2 separate regions of the Mus musculus genome follow, and region 2 is linked to region 1. Evidence: chromatin loops called from intact Hi-C (ENCODE). Cell type or tissue: left cerebral cortex. All regions are shown on one strand.

Region 1 (8,000 bases):
AAAAAAAAAAAAGAGCATCCCTTCTCCAAAGGACTTAGAATCCAAGCAAAAAGTCAGATGGATTGGTCAGGCAGCATGGACCATCACAACAGTTTGGCACAGCTCTTTATGCTGCCCACAGGAGTGCATACTGCTGATGTCCAGCTGCCGCTGTTAGTAAGCACTGACAGCTTTGTGTCTAAAAGACTCACACTGGGTTTTCATAAAAAAAAAAAAAAAAAAAGAAAGTAGGTGTAGGAACTAGGTGTAGTTCCCAACAATCCCAGCACTTGAGAGACAAGTTCCATGCCATCCTGTGATAAATTGAGACCGGGGGTGGGGGTGGGGGTGTGGGAGGCGGGGGCGGGGAGGGGTAGGGGTTAGAGGGAAAGAGGAAGAACACAAAAACACTTTATTCTCAGCACTCAGAACAGATGCATGCAGGTCTCAGTGTTTGAGGTCAGCCAGGTCTATGTGAGATCTTGTCTAAAAAAAAAAAAAAAAAAAATGTGTGGCCAGCACAGGGGAACTGTCTTGAAAGACTGGTCTGACCTAACATCCAAACTATCAACCAGTTAAGCAGACTATAATCAATCACCTGTTACATTGACCTTGACCTCCAGGTGTCTCTCATTGGACACGGGGAGGGAAGACCGCTTGGTGACTACTCCACTCTTAACGGTTTTAGGAACAACAGCAGATTCACTGCTGGCATTGCGGTGGCGTGCAGGAGTGACATTTTGTTTCTTAATATCACTGGGAGTGTGCAGGAAGTCATGGACCAACAGCAGCCAGTCAAATATGAGAAACACGCGAAGATTGTTGAGAACAACAGTGAAACAGGAGGAATCCTTCGTAGATCTACAAAAAAAGAAGGCAGAAAAAAAAAAACAGAATTGCAAAGAGAAACAGTATTTAATTACCGCCTAGTCCTTCCTCAGGCCCAGCAAGTAGCAATTCAGTGTTATCCCTCTGTTTTTATGTCATCCCTGTGTTATCCAAGGTGGCCTCAAATGCCTGGAGTCAGTGATGCTCCTGCTTCAGGCTGCTGTGTAGCTGGATTCAGGTATGCAGCACAATGCCAGGCCCTATTCCAGTGATCCTTAAGCTGCCAGCTTTGAGTTAGAAACACTCTGAGCACTACTTTATGAGTACACAAAATATAAGCTTTCTGGGGCCTAGTCATGTGTTTCCAAGAATTTATTTTGTTTTATTTTGTTTTATGTTTGAGTGTTTTGCCTAAATGTATGTCTGTGTGACGTACATGCCCAGTACCCAGGGATGTCAGAAGGGGGCACTGGACCCTCTGGAACTGCAGTTACAGACAGTTGTAAGCCACCATGTGGGTGCTAGGTATTGAACCCAGGTCTTCTGCAAGAGGAACAGGTACTCTTAATCAATAAACCAACTGCTAGTCCTTCATTAAAAATAATAATAATAATAACCAAGAGGACTATATTTAAGAAGGCAAGATAGCAGTGCCCTTAACTAAGATGATTCTACAACAGGCATTTGACAGTGTCAACATTGTTCGCTGTCTTAATATGCTATGATGATGATGATGATGATGATGATGAATTGAGAGGGCACAACTGACAGCTGGTAGGTAGAGGTGGGGTGCTCCTAGCCATGTCACAATGCACAGGACAGCCGGATCTGAAATACCAATGCAGGATACATAGCCCAGTTCAACCAAAAAGGCTCAAAATCTGACCTGAGAGCCTTTGGATGCTCTTTTTGTTTTGTTGTGATGTGTACGGCTGTTGGCTGTATGTGTGTCTTTGCACTACATGTGTACAGTGCCCATGGGGGCCAGAAAAGGGCCTTGGTCCCCTGGGATAGGATTACTAATGACTGTGAGTCATCACTGGGGCTCTAGGAATGAAACCTGGGCCCTCTGAAAGCAGCCTTAACTGCTGAGGCATCTCTCCTGGATATTACTAGAAGAGTTTGATGGGCAAAGCCTATGCAAATTCTCCAAAATGCCAGCAGAAAAATCCAAATTCTGAGTTGCTTTTGGCCCTTGGCATTTCTTTTAAGAATGGCCAACCTGCAGAGCTGGTCTGGGAAAAGCTATAGGTCTAGGAGGAAGAGCAGAGACTTAAAAGTGGAGAGGCCCACACTAAAATCATATCACTCTCAATCTGTGTTACCCTGGGCATTATCAACCTGTTTCCTCACATATAAAGCGAGAAATACCAACACTGTAGGAGAAAGCACCAGGCACATAGCAGGTACTCCTCAAACACCAGCTTCTTTCCTGATGGGCAGGTCTAGGATTGATGAGGCTCTCAGAAGCTCAGGACTGCTTCACAAACACCATATTCAAATGCCATGCTGTTTGGCTTCTTTAGCTACAACTAACCTCAGACTCCAATCTTCTAGCCTGAGAAGAGGATAGAGGAAGGCCATAGATGGATAGTACGTATCCTAGAATGGAAATGGGGCAGAGGGAAAGGCAGGGCACAAGGACTTGTTTTATAGTCTTCAATGTTCCCAAGAAAGTCTCCCATGCCCGGCCTGAAGCCACAGTGTCCTCAGGGCAATAGCCAGCTCTATTACCACACTAGCACACAGAGGAAGGAAAGCCAGAGACAGGCTAGTGACAGGTCATGGCGTCTGAAGGTTGAGCTTATGAAAAAGACCCTGGCTCTGGCTGTACATTTACTCACCTCCAAGCCTGTTTGGGAAAGGCTGACTTAGGGACGTGCCTAAGGCTACTTTCTCTAGTCTCGTTTCTGCTAAACCTGGCTCGCTGCCTCTACTTAAAGGGCATGGCAAGACACAGCTCCTTCTCACACACTGCACTTGTCACAGAAACACTCTACCCTTTGTAATGAACAAAAAATGTTGCCCTCCATAAAATTTTTCCAGCCCATTTTGAGCAGAGACTGTCAGAATTCAGTGTTAACTGGAAAGTAAGTGTGTCAGACTCTGCTTCTGGAAAATATTTCAAGCCTTTAAACTGTGAAGTGATTTATATTTGACATACAAAATCCCAACAGAAGAACAATTCTTCCTGAAGCAGTTCACTCCTCTCACTAACAAGGGCACTTCTGTTAGCAAGAGCGAGGTAAGAACTGATTGATTGGCTGCATGAAATTATATACCTTTAGTATATATGCAGAATAATACTTTGGGCCTCCTGTATATTAAAGCCATGATGAGGAGGGTCAAAGAACTGACTACTTAGGAAGACAAGATCAATAAGAATAAAGCAAATACCAAATTATCCCTCTGCAACAGGACCAGACACACAGAAGCCTTCCCTTCTGAGAAACATCGTCAAAGAGGCTGCCAAACACACCCATCATATCCCAAGGCTACACTCAGCCACTGACAGAGGCCAGAGGGTCTGAGAGTTAAGGGGACTCAGTTTTGATATCAAAGGCCAGGTCTAACTTGTGACTACTAGACTTTTAAGCTGTGTAACCTTCCAAGAGTCACTTGGACCTTCTCCAGGTGTCTATCTCTTCAAGTGTAAAATGGGAGAGAAATTGCCCGTGTTTGCAGATCTGGGAGAATTCAACTAGCAGTAGGTAAGGTGCCTGGTCAAGTCAGGGACCAGCAGAAAGCTACTAGCATTGCCACTGTTGGGTACACAAGGACTAAAATGTCTCTTTTGCTAGGCTTCCTAAAGGCATATGCGACACCAAGACCTCTTTCCTTCAAAGGCTAACTTCTTAGCAGCACACTGAAATGCCAGCCATATAAGTACAAGAATAGCTACAAGTCATAAGAATCTCACACAAGCTATGACAACAGTAACAGCAGCAGCTTCTGGAGGTGCCAAGTGACTTGTCAGAATGACTCAACTTTCACCCATGCCCAAGGATTGAGGCATAGGTTTTTGTTTGAATTTTAGTTCATTCCATAAAAGAGAGTCAATCTCAGAGCTCAGAAGGATGCATTGCTCTGAAGAGGAAGACTATCTTGGGGATAAGGTCTGTCTGATTCTAGACCTTCTTCTCTCCGCTCTCTGCCTCTCGGCCAGACAGGAATAAATAGCATTCAGGTCAAAACCACCCTTCTTTCATGCAGACCAAAAGGTTTTTTGGCTTGAGTTTTTTCCTTAAACTCACATAATTTCTTCCTTCCCCAAGCCACTTTACAAATTAAAGCTTACAAGGAGGTTGATTTTGAGGATCTGGCTTAATGCCAAACTCCTTTTTTTCTTTTTCTTTTTCCTTTTTTTTTTTTAAAGCAACAGAGACATCTTTTGGCGAATCCATAATAGTGCAAGTGAGCAGGGGTGTTAACAGGATGCTTGTGAGCCTGTGACTGCCCACCTTCATAGTTTCTCTTTGATGTTCTAAAGCCACAGGGACTTGGCCCACTGGCCATGAAAGAAACTATCACCATAAGGAATGGCAGAGTTGGGGAGCCAAATGTGGGGGTAATCCCAACACTGAGAAAGTGGAGTCAGGAAGGAAACCCCGGGCTATATAGTAAACTTGAAGCTACACTGGGCTACACAGTGAGACCTATCTGGAGGTGAGGGATACAGGGTGGAGGACAACACAGACAGACAAAGGAAGGCAGAGCTGGCATCGGCCTCCACTACCTGAAATGCAGTTCAATCTGAATGGAGCCCTGGGTGGCGCTGCTGCTCTTGGAGGGCTGAAAGATACAGTTGAACACATTGGTCATGCCATGGCTGGGCTTCTGCCCAGAATAGCGGGTGTCAAATGCCATCATAGAATGGGAAACCAAGTTAATGGACTTGGTCTGGTTGGAAAAACTCTCATAGAGCAGCTTACATTTCTTAAAGTCAAATCTGAAAGGGAAGAAAGCAAAGGAGACGTTAAACACAGTCATACCTTATGAAATGAAGTTCAGGTGTGGAACAAGATTGGCATCATCAGTGTACCAGAGTACCATTCAATCTGAGATCCTGAACTCACTGTTCACAGGGCACTCAAAATGCAGTCAGTGGCACTGGGCCTGAAACCTTTCCAATCGCAGAGAGGAGATTATATCCACAGGAATGCATGAGGAATAATAATATACCCAACCTATTATATCCTTAATGATTTACCACCCCATGTCCCATCCTAGGCTGACAAAGCCATATGTTAAATCATAATCCTCAATGGATATCCAGGGTCTCTTTGACCGTCATCTGTGAAATTATAGCTTGCCTGAGGCTTCTCCCTCCAGAGTCAGCAGGCACATCTGTATAAGATCACTACAGCTCACTGGAGGCAACATCCTACTTTGCACTCAGGAAGTAAGAAACTGACCCATCAACCGGAAGTGCATCCAAACCCACTGTCTTTTTTGGAAAAAGAGTAAGTTGCAAAGAGCGATTATGAGTTGCTCAGTACCATTATGAATCATTCCACATTGAAAAACTCAAGGAATAAATCAAGAGAGTAGCTGGCCCCCAAGAATGCAGGTTCACCAAGGCATGGTTCCCCTCAGCTGATCTGGGTGCAGGCCACACAGGCTTTGAACAGAAAATCAGGATAAGTCAGAGTGCTTCAGACAGGCCTTACTAGCCTTGACACCCCATTTTCAAATGTGACCCAACTTTCCAGCCATATAACCTTGGACTAGTAAAATAAGTATATACATACATAAACCAACAACAGCAATCTATCTAGAAAACTAGAGCATTAGCTGACCCCACTTAGGGACAAGGGATAGCTTTCAGGGTAAAAATACAATGCATGCTTCAAAATCCCACTCTGTATTTCTACACCACAGATTTCAACTAGCCAGCACACATCCATAAAGGAAGCAGTTGCTATGTTGCTTCTAGAGGTTTCCAAGTAGGGAGCTCAGCCCAGTGCTGCCAATTTTCAAACAGTTCTCATTCATATTCTCTATGTCTGTCTATCTATATCTGTCTGAATTCTCTCAATTTTAAAACATTGACCCACGAGGCAGTCACCAGTGTCACTCTGCCCACAACTGTGTCAAAACTATATAGACACAGGACAAGGTGCCCCATTCCCCACTCCTTAATGTTAGTGAGACCATGCTCCAGCTCCAAGTGTACCAGAGCCCTGAAGTGCTACCTACCTGAGGCTATTCCAGAGCTGTACATGGGGTACATTGTTCTTACAAGAGTTAGGCAAAGCCTTACCTGGCTAGGGAGCCAGTGCCCTCTTTTCCTTTTGGATCCTTAAGCTCCAGACTCACATTCACCATATCGATGAGAAAGCACATACAAGTGTACACTTCTCCACTCAGCACAGTCTGTGAAAACAAAATGCCGGTCAGCCCTGGAGTGACGGTGCCAACCTGAAAATGGCTCGAAGATAAAGAAATCTAGTTCACTGGCTGTCCCACCACTTTGCCCTTCTGCTCCTTGCATACTTGGAGGAATATCCACATAGGTGCCCAGCAGCCGAGACTACAAGCTTGGAAGAACTTGCTGTCAGTCTCACTCACGTGAATCCTTGGATCCTGTAGATCATAAGGCCGCATGAAGTCTTCTATGGGCTCTCCCAGGTTGTTCTCTAGCAAGCCTCGGATCAGCTTGTATTTACACAGATCCAGGGAACAGTGCACAGAGGACAGACTGCCATGGACAGATATGTCTGCAACAGTGTGGCTTATTTCTCTATGAGAAAAAAGGAGGCCATGCTCACAAATAAGTCACTAACTGCCTTGGCACAGCACAGCCAAAGTAAGGATATATAATATACATTATCAACCAGTTAATCTCAAATTTCCAGTGGCAAAAAATAGTCATGTATCTCCCAATGTGCAAGGTATTGTGACTGCCATACTTTAACTACAGAGAGGGTTTTAGGTCCCAAGTTTTAGGTCCCAAATGTGTATGGAGAAAAATCCTCAAATCTAATAAGCTGGGGATACAGCTCAGTAAAACTTGTCTAGCACACATGGGCCCAGAATTCTATCGTGAGCATGCCAAATATGTGTGGTGTGTGTGTGTGTGTGTGTGTGTGTGTGTGTGTGTGTGTGTGTGTGTGCGTGTATGTATGTGTATGTATGTATGTATACATATATATATACACACATATATATGTATACATACATACATACACATACATATATATATGTGTGTATATATGTATACATACATACATACACATACATATATATATATGTATATGTATATATATGTATACATACATACATACACACTACAGCCCATACTGAACTGGAACTCACAGTAATCCTCCCGCTTCCCCTCCTGAATATTGGGATCATAGGCATAACCACACCTACACCAGGCCTAACTAGTCTAGGAACAAGAAAAATCTCACAAGACTCAAATAGCTTAAACATTCCAGTTGGGGAAATTACAGTGACCAGACGCCCAGCTCTTATCTCCCAACGTAGGTGGAAAAGAGAGAAGCCTTTCCTCCTGTGCCCTCCTCGGGGTTGGGTGGGAGAACGACACTCATTAGAAGAACACCTGACAAATCACTAGGAAGACCTGGAGTGAGACCGAAGATGTTCAGGGCTCCAAGGCACGCATGCTCATGCTGGGACTAAAGAGTTCTCGGCCTCCCATGGCTGCAACAGGCATCCTGAGTCCTCCAGACACAATGCCTGAACACATGAACTCAAGGGCTGGGTTTAGAGTGGAAAATGTACATAGCTATATTTAAAGAAAGGGAAGGAAGGAATGGGGAGGGGAGGGGAGGGGAGGGGAGGGGAGGGGAGGGGAGGGGAGGGGAGGGGAGGGGAGGGGAGGGGAGGGGAGGGGAGGGGAGGGGAGGGAAGGGAAGGGAAGGGAAGGGAAGGGAAGGGAAGGGAAGGGAAGGGAAGGGAAGGGAGGGAAGGGAAGGGAAGGGAAGGGAAGGGAAGGGAAGGGAAGGGAAGGGAAGGGAAGGGAAGGGAAGGGAAGGGAAGGAATAAAGACAGACAGACCTGTTCTGGGGCTGGAATACAGCTCAATGGTAGGGTGTTTGCCTAGCATATACTGTAACTCTAGGTTTGACACTCTAACTGCCAAAAACAAATAAATTTGGCTTGCCTGCAAGGAAAAAAAGCCTATATCCAATAGTCTGTTTTATATCGTTTTGATTAATGATGTGGGA
Region 2 (8,000 bases), 360 kb before region 1:
TCTGCAACCCTATAGGTGGAACAACATTATGAACTAACCAGTACCCCGGAGCTTTTGACTCTAGCTGCATATGTATCAAAAGATGGCCTAGTCGGCCATCACTGGAAAGAGAGGCCCATTGGACATGCAAACTGTATATGCCCAAGTACAGGGGAACGCCAGGGCCAAAAAAAACGGGAATGGGTGGGTAGGGAAGTGGGGGGGGGAGGGTATGGGGGACTTTTTCGATAGCATTGGAAATGTAATTTAGGAAAATGTGTAATAAAAATATTTTTAAAAAAAGAAGACGATACTGAGTTAAAAGAACATTGATTTTATCATAATGTCAATTTTTCAGCTCTTATAAAATTGCTGTTTGCTTGTTTTGCGCCTCTTTCAATATTCTTTTTTTATTAGTTAATTTATTTTTTACACTCTATATCTTACTCCCCACCCACTCACCCTCTGACTGTTCCACATCACATACCTCTTCACCACCCACTTAAGTGCATCATCTCTGAATGAATACCGACTCGGAAGTCCTCTCCTGTATGTAGGTTGGGGGGCCTCATATCAGCTGGTATATGCTGCCTGTTTGATGGTCCAATGTTTGAGAGATCACGGGAGTCCAGATTAATTGAGACTCCTGGTTCTAGTGTAGGATCACCCTTCTCTTCAGCTTCTTTCAGCTTTCCCTAATTCAACAACAGGGGCCAACTGCTTCTGTCCATTTGTGGGGTGCAAATATCTGCATCTGATTCTTTCAGCTGCTTGTTGGGTCTTTCAAGGACAGTCATGAGAGGTCCCTTTTTGTGAGCATTCAATAGCCTCAGTAATAGTGTCAGGCCTTGGGACCTCCCCCTTGAGCTGGATCCCACTTTGGGCCTGTCACTGGCCACTTCCATCCCTGTAATTCTCTCAGACAGGAACAATTACGGGTCAAAATTGTGACAGTAGGATGGCAACCCCATCCCTCACTTGATGTCCTGTCTTCCTGTTGGAGGTGGGCTCTATAATTTCCTTCTCCCTACTGTCAGGCAATAAGTGGATATTAACCAAAAAGAAAAAGTACAGAATACCCAAGATACAGTCCACAGAACTCAAAAAGCTAAACAAGCTGAAGTGCCCAGTAAGGATGCCTCAGACCACTTGAGAGACAGAAGAAAGCAATCACAAGAAGGAAGGGAGGGAGGGGCCTGAGAGGGAAAGAGAGTGGGAGGAAGTGAGGGTGGAACCTGATCTGGTATTTGGTGAGGGAAAATGACTGAAGCCCTGAAGGCCAGCAGAAAGAAAGCATTAATTGAGACTGCTGGTCCTAGTGTAGGATCACTCTTCTCCTCAGCTTCTTTCAGCTTTCCCTAATTCAACAACGGGTCAACTGCTTCTGTCTATTGGTTGGGTGCAAATATCTGCATCTGATTCTTTCAGCTGCTGGAAAGAGGCAACCTCAGGATATAGAAGGTTGGGGGAACCCTCCAGAATGCACCAGAGACCTGGGAGGTGAGAGATGCTCAGGACTCAAAGAGAAATGCTTACATGAAATGCTCTTTCAATATTCTTTTGTAATCAAGGAAGACATAAAGTGTATTTTGAAAAGCTGTGCAGTCAATAAATAAAGTTTCTGAGAAAATAACTTTATATATAAATAAAGCCTATAAGAGACACAGGTTGTCAGAATAAGTCAAGCCATATATAAATGTGCTTCCTTTCTGTCCTGTCTCACATGGAACAAAGCTGAATGGTGTCCTGTGTCTGAGTCTTCTTTAGCTTCTCTTGAATCTATTGGTTCCAACCCTTGCCCTCAGCCAGGGATGGTTCCTTGCACTCTTTTTGGTTTTTTGTTTGTATGTTTGGTTGGTTGGTTGGTTGGTTTGGTTTGATTTGGGGGTTTGAGGTTTTTTTGGTTTTGGTTGTTTTGGGGCTTTTTTTTTTTTGGTTTTTTTAGACAAGGTTTCCCTGTATAGCCCTGGCTGTCCTGAAACTCACTCTGTAGACCTAGATGGCCTCAAATTCAGAAATCTGCCTGCCTCTGCATCCCAAGTGCTGGGATTAAAGGCATGTGCCACCACTGTCTGGCCCCTTGCACTCTTTTACCTGTTTCTGGGACCATTTTCCTCCTAGTGGATTGCCTCATCCAGCCTAACCATGAAGGGATGTGCCTAGTCTTGTTGTAACTTGATATGCCATGTTTAGGTGGTATCCCTGGAAGTCCTCTCTTTTTCTGAAGGGAAACATAGGAAGAGTAGATCTGGTGGAGGGGCAGGGGAGGGAAGGCATGTGGAGGAGAGGAAGGGGGGTAAACTGTGGTTAGTATATAATATACGATAAAAATAATATATGTTTAAATATATTATTTAAATGTGCTTGGGACAGGCTGCCTCTCTCAGGGTGTTGGCCCTCCTAAAATCCACGAAAGAGGCTATGCTTAATAGTGATAGAGCAAAGAAAAAAGACAGGTGGAGTATAAGAAGGTACTACAAGAAGAAAGACATTCCATGTTCACGAATTAGTTGGCTGACCAACTTTGCAGTACTTCCCCAGTCAACCCAGTCAAGAGCAAACTCTACAGACATAGTCCCTTCACTGCATATATCTCTTTAAAAAAAACAGAAAACTGCTATAAGCCACCAAGGATAAATGGGACTAGATAGTTTTTCTGTCAGGCTCTTATTTCTGTTGCTTTTATCTATACAAAAGAACTAACTATACACAAGACATCGAATTCTCCACATGAGTCTTTAGAAGAAAACCAGCCATTTAACTCCATCCTCAAATCCTGAACGCAAGGGAAATCATGTGTTGTTTTAAGCCAATGCATTTGTTTTAGTTTTACTAAGGAGAAAGTGGGAATTCATTTCTCCATTAACAAAATTATACAGTATAGTTTCCCACTTTTAGGGAAATACCAGGGGTGTGCATACCCAGAGTGCAGTGGATAAGCCTCACCCTGGGTAGGGCACTTTACTCATGGTCATGATGTCTTCCCTCTTAGGTAATTTGTAAGCCAGTTTATTTGTAAAAATGAATTCCAGAAGCCAGAGAAATCTAACAAAATTCAACAGAAGCTGAGCTGCTCTACTGAAAGAAGTACAGTGATGCTGTTAGCACAAGAGACACAGGCCACAAGGTGGCATCATTCTACAGAGAACGAGAAAGCCACGGAGAGTGTAGGAAAGATGAATATATGACAGGGACACTGAAGCCTGTCTTCAGAGAAATAGATGCATGTTTTAGCTATGAATTTTCTTGCCACATCTTGGGTTCTCCTGAAAACACTAGAAACACATACATTCAAGTGTGATTCAGTATCAGGTCCTTTTATGAAGTGCCCACTACCATTTGGGTATTTTTACTTCTCAGGGCTGGAAAGAAGATATGGGGTAAAGAACAGATGTTTCTCTTGGATAGGACCCATGTTCAGTTGTTAGTACCTATGTCAACTGGCTCACAATGCCTATAAACACAGCTCTAAGGGATCCTATACCTCTACAGGCACCTGCACTCACAGGCACAGATCCCTACTTAGACACTCATTCACACACATAATTACAAATAAGACAAATCTTTTCCTGAGCAACACCTGTATAATGACAGCACCAAGAAGCTGGCTAATAGAGGAAGATACTTTAGGGGGACTCATCCCCTAGACAAAGAACTACAGACAAGTAAGGACTAGTAAGAGAGAGAGAGAGAGAGAGAGAGAGAGAGAGAGAGAGAGAGAGAGAGAGAGAGAGAGAGAGAGAGAGAGAGAGAGAGAGAGAGAGAGAGAGAGAGAGAGAGAGAGAGAGAGAGAGAGAGAGAGAGAGAGATAGTCTAGTTTAGGAACAAGGCCCTAATTATTTGTACTCTACCAGTGGTCAGTCCTGAAATCATGTATATACAAGCAACAGTAAACTAACTCAGCAGGTATAGATACATGAAACGTAACAAGGATGCTCATAGAAAATGAGGCCAATAATTCAAGTCATATTAGGAGGAGGGACATGCAAGGAGCTGAATGAGAGGGGTTGGAGGGAAGAAAATGAAGGAAGACTATAAATGGTGTGATTACACTTGAAAATGTCAAGGTCTACCCCTAGTGATGTAATTCATTCCTGTGAGGCTGCAACACCCCCTTGTAAACTCCCTAAATAGCCCCACTAACTGCCGAACAACTATTCACATAATGGGTGATATACTACCCCAAATATCAACAGGAGCGTGACAATGGGGCTTCAAGTGAGAACAGGGTATGATTGGGAAGTGGACCAGAGGCCATGTACATTAGAATCTTGCAAAAAAAAATTCTACATTCTGATAAGATCCTAAGAAAAAAATCTGAGTGAGACAGAATTTAAAAGCAATGACTTGGTTACTTTGGTAGATTATATGGAATGAGTGAAGCTCTGAGTGAATGGGCTTGGCCATGTCAAGGACCAATGCCCCAAACCATGAAAGTGGCAAAGCTCTTCCTCCTTGGTGAGTCTCATTGGGATGACAAAGCATTCCTCTAGTCCAAATGTAAATGTTGATAATATGTGCAGAAACTACCTACCATAGCTTTCCTCTTTAGATACTCTTGCCTAAAGTCTGACTGTTCCACTGCAGAGATTGCTTCTATCTACATTAGCTAAACCTGAATCCTTGTCGGGTTACATGCAATAGCCTATACCTCTGATCGACTATATATAATAAACATGCTAGCTTCTGGAGTGCTATAGCTTCTCCATCAGAAAGCTGAGACCACTCACCTGCAGCTTTTCTGTGTCTGTGTGTCTGTTCATTTCTTCACCAATCCAATCTGGTGAAAGTCATCAAGCGGTGCAGCATGCAAAGCCTATGCTAATGCAGAGCAGCAGAGTATTAACAGAGTGACTCAGGCTGTTAACAGAGAAATTGCTCATAGCTTTTAGCCAGGTTTGCAGTGAAGACTGAAAGTAAAGTGACTTGAAAAACATACATTTTGACAAAGAAAAGGTTTTTTATAACAAACAACCCAAATATTGACAAAGAATCTTTCATTATTAAGGAGATGAGTACCATGAAAGAGAATCTATATGTTCTACCCTGGAACAATAAAAAAAAAAATGTGCTAACAGCAAGAATCCTACCACTAAAGGATCCAGGATCTGAAAGCATATTGTTAAGCCTATCGTTTACAACAGATGAACAAATGTGTGAATGGCTTGAAACTATTAGAGAAGTACTATTCTTTGCTCAACTTCCCAGACACATCCAAGCTGCTTCAGTTTTGATTTCAGGAGGCACAACTACTTCTTGAGCTGACAGCATCTACATGGTGCTGTTTATAAGATTCAGGAAGAATGAAGTATTTATAAGTCATTGGAGGCGTACATGAAGTGTCTGTAGAAAAACCTCGGAGGTCAGACAGTGTGTGGCAGAGTGACAGCATCTACACAGTTTTTCAATGGACATTTAGAGTAAAGACTAAGTTGTAATGAAAAGCCCAGAATATTGGCAATGACAGAAACTTTAAACATCTACCAAAGAGAGGTGAGGACTAAGACTGGCCATCTCAAGAGACGGATTACAATTGTCAGTATTGTGGAAGCAGGGCTCTCCAAGTCAATTGAGGCTCACATTAGGGCATAATGTGCTCCAACAACAGACCAGGAAGTGTAGGGTTTCATACTGAAACCTTGAAGAGTTTCAGCTTTACTTTGGTCCACTATACCCTAACTATCTGTACTACCAAATATTAGAATGTGATCGATCACTACACACCATCATCTATTGAAAAGATAAAACAGTTTTTCTTTATTTTATAGTGACTCATGTCTAAGAGATTGCCTTGAATCTCAGTAAAGTCTGAAGTCAGAGACTTTTGAATACTTTAAGGACTTAAGAATTTTGAGGACTCTCAAAGTTACATTAATAAATATTTTTGCATTGTGTGACCAAGAATGCTGTGGTTTAAATGCAGAATATCCAACACAGACTCGTGATTTGAATGATTCTTGCCCAGACTTTGGCCCAATTTTGTGGATGTAGAGTCTTTAGGAAATGCAAGCTGGTGAGTAGAAGTAGGTCACTAGAAAGGACACAAAGATTTGGAGAGGCTCATATAGAAAGTCATTTAATATGACTGACATTTGTAGCATATGAAAGAGTTTTACTATGGAAGGGAAGGGTAGGTGGCATCTCATCAATAACAAACAAAAAATTTGATATAGGTATAGCACCATAAAAACCCTAATCCTCCCTTGCATCCAGAGAGCATGGTTAGAGATTTTCTCAGGCAAAGAGAAGAAGGGATGATATCCCAAAGACTCCATAGCATCCCTGTGGTTCCATAAGCCAAGAACTCAAATATGTCAAATACCCTGAGCTATGCAGTTTATGGCATATTGAACATGTTCTGTGTTAGCTACTCCATTTACATTGCTTCTGTTTCACAGAAGAGAAATATGGCACCACCATTCATCCAAATGACTGACATGTCATTTACATGTCTGCTTGTCTTCTTATGATCCCATCCAGTTGGCTGTGGCAAATCTGGACACCATCCTAGGATCCAAAACACTATCAGAAACCCTGTCTTAGTCAGGGTTTCTATTTCTGCACAACCATCATGACCAAGAAGCAAGTTGAGGAGGAAAAGATTTATTCAGCTTACACTTGCACATTGCTGTTCATCACCAAAGGAACTCGGGACTGGAACTCAAGCAAGTCAGGAAGCAGGAGCTGATGCAGAGGCCATGGAGGGATGTTACATACTGGCTTGCTTCCCCTGGCTGGCTCAGCTTGCTTTCTTATAGAACCCAAGTCTACCAGCCCAGGAATGGCACTACCCCCAATGGGCCCTCCCATCCTTGATCACTAATTGAAAAAAATGCCTTACAAGTAGGTCTCATTTCCCCCAAGGGAGGCTCCTTTCTCTGTGATAACTCCAGCTTGTGTCAAGTTGACACACAAAACCAGCCACTACAAACTCATTATTTTATCCTCCTAGGTGAGAGACCTACTTGTTGGAGACTGGTGCTAATGTTTGAATTTGCATGTCCAGATGCTGAGTCTTTGTCCCCAATTGGTTTTTGGTTTATCAAGAAAGATACCAGTGGCCAATGGCTAGGCATGAGGCAGGACACTTAAGAGCTGTACAGGTAGGAGGTAGAGGGAATCTCAGGGACTCAAGAAGAAGGGGATGCAGTAGTGGCAGGAGATAAAATCACCCAACAATATGAGACTTCCCATAAGTGGCCACTGACCACTTCCCTGATTGGACCTAGGGGTAGGTTTAGGAGTGCCCAGCATTTGAGGTAGCCAAGGCATTTTAAAATTAACTGGCATGCGTGAGTGAGTGTGTGTGTGTATGCATGTAGATGAGTTTCATCCGCAGATCCAAAGATTCCCTGGGTGGGTTCCTGGAAGCATGACCCACCCAGGAGGTCAAAGTGGTACAACCAAAAACTCGTGCAACACCTGATCCCAGAGAACATATAGTTACATAGAAGAATGTTGGCAACTCATCACTTTTATGTTCTGGACAACAGTGGGTTGAAGATCTTTGTAACACTGGGAATGACCTGTGAAATCATCCGCTCACACACCTAGAAACACATTTTCTTATTTCAGGTGATTTTCTGTGTTCCCAACATACCTATGTCTATGAGAATCCATCTCAGGGTAGACAGGGTTCTGAGAAAAAATTCTAATAAATGCAATTCCAGTGGAAAGTCATGGCATTCAGAACTCACCCATCCCTGTTGCTCCCACATATTGCTTCTTGAAAACTCACACTGAAATCATGACAGAAGTCAGCCTACAAATAGCAACTTTGGAGAATTTGATTGAAAATCATTCTTCAGGATGTATGGAAGCAATGTGAGTGGAAATACGACCAGTGACCTTGCCCTTAGAAGCAAAAATATGACTGTTTCTTCAGCAGGGGTGAGGTCCAAACAGTGTTTTGTCATTGTGAGTGATAGTATGACTGGACTGCATCTATTCTGTACAGAACTGGGTAAATCTTCAGAAATATTAAGAGCATTTTATAATTCCAATATAAATTTTTAAATATT

What was found. A loop is a pair of places that touch in the nucleus more often than their neighbours do. Peaks named below come from ENCODE experiments on the same cell type or tissue, not always from the same donor. Only the 100,000 strongest peaks of a DNase experiment are listed, where the experiment ranks them.
Region 2: it touches region 1 in a loop (5-fold over the local background); 11 of 42 quality-filtered maps call a loop at or near these places.

The regions. Positions count from the first base shown.
Region 1 is chr4:145,121,867-145,129,866 of GRCm38, forward strand. It overlaps Vps13d (vacuolar protein sorting 13D), which reads right to left. Exons shown (of 70, transcript NM_001276465.1): 28 at 6,379-6,550; 29 at 6,071-6,183; 30 at 4,544-4,756; 31 at 578-840. Among named protein-coding and RNA genes, the nearest start is that of Vps13d, 69 kb to the right of the region's middle. In left cerebral cortex, a CTCF peak has its summit at 4,211; DNase peaks (open chromatin) are centred at 2,804, 3,775 and 4,175; H3K27ac peaks cover 1,707 bases.
Region 2 is chr4:144,762,814-144,770,813 of GRCm38, forward strand. It overlaps Gm25938 (a small nuclear RNA gene), which reads right to left and starts at 2,979; the gene lies at 2,814-2,979. In left cerebral cortex, a CTCF peak has its summit at 3,091 (motif pointing right); a DNase peak (open chromatin) is centred at 3,112.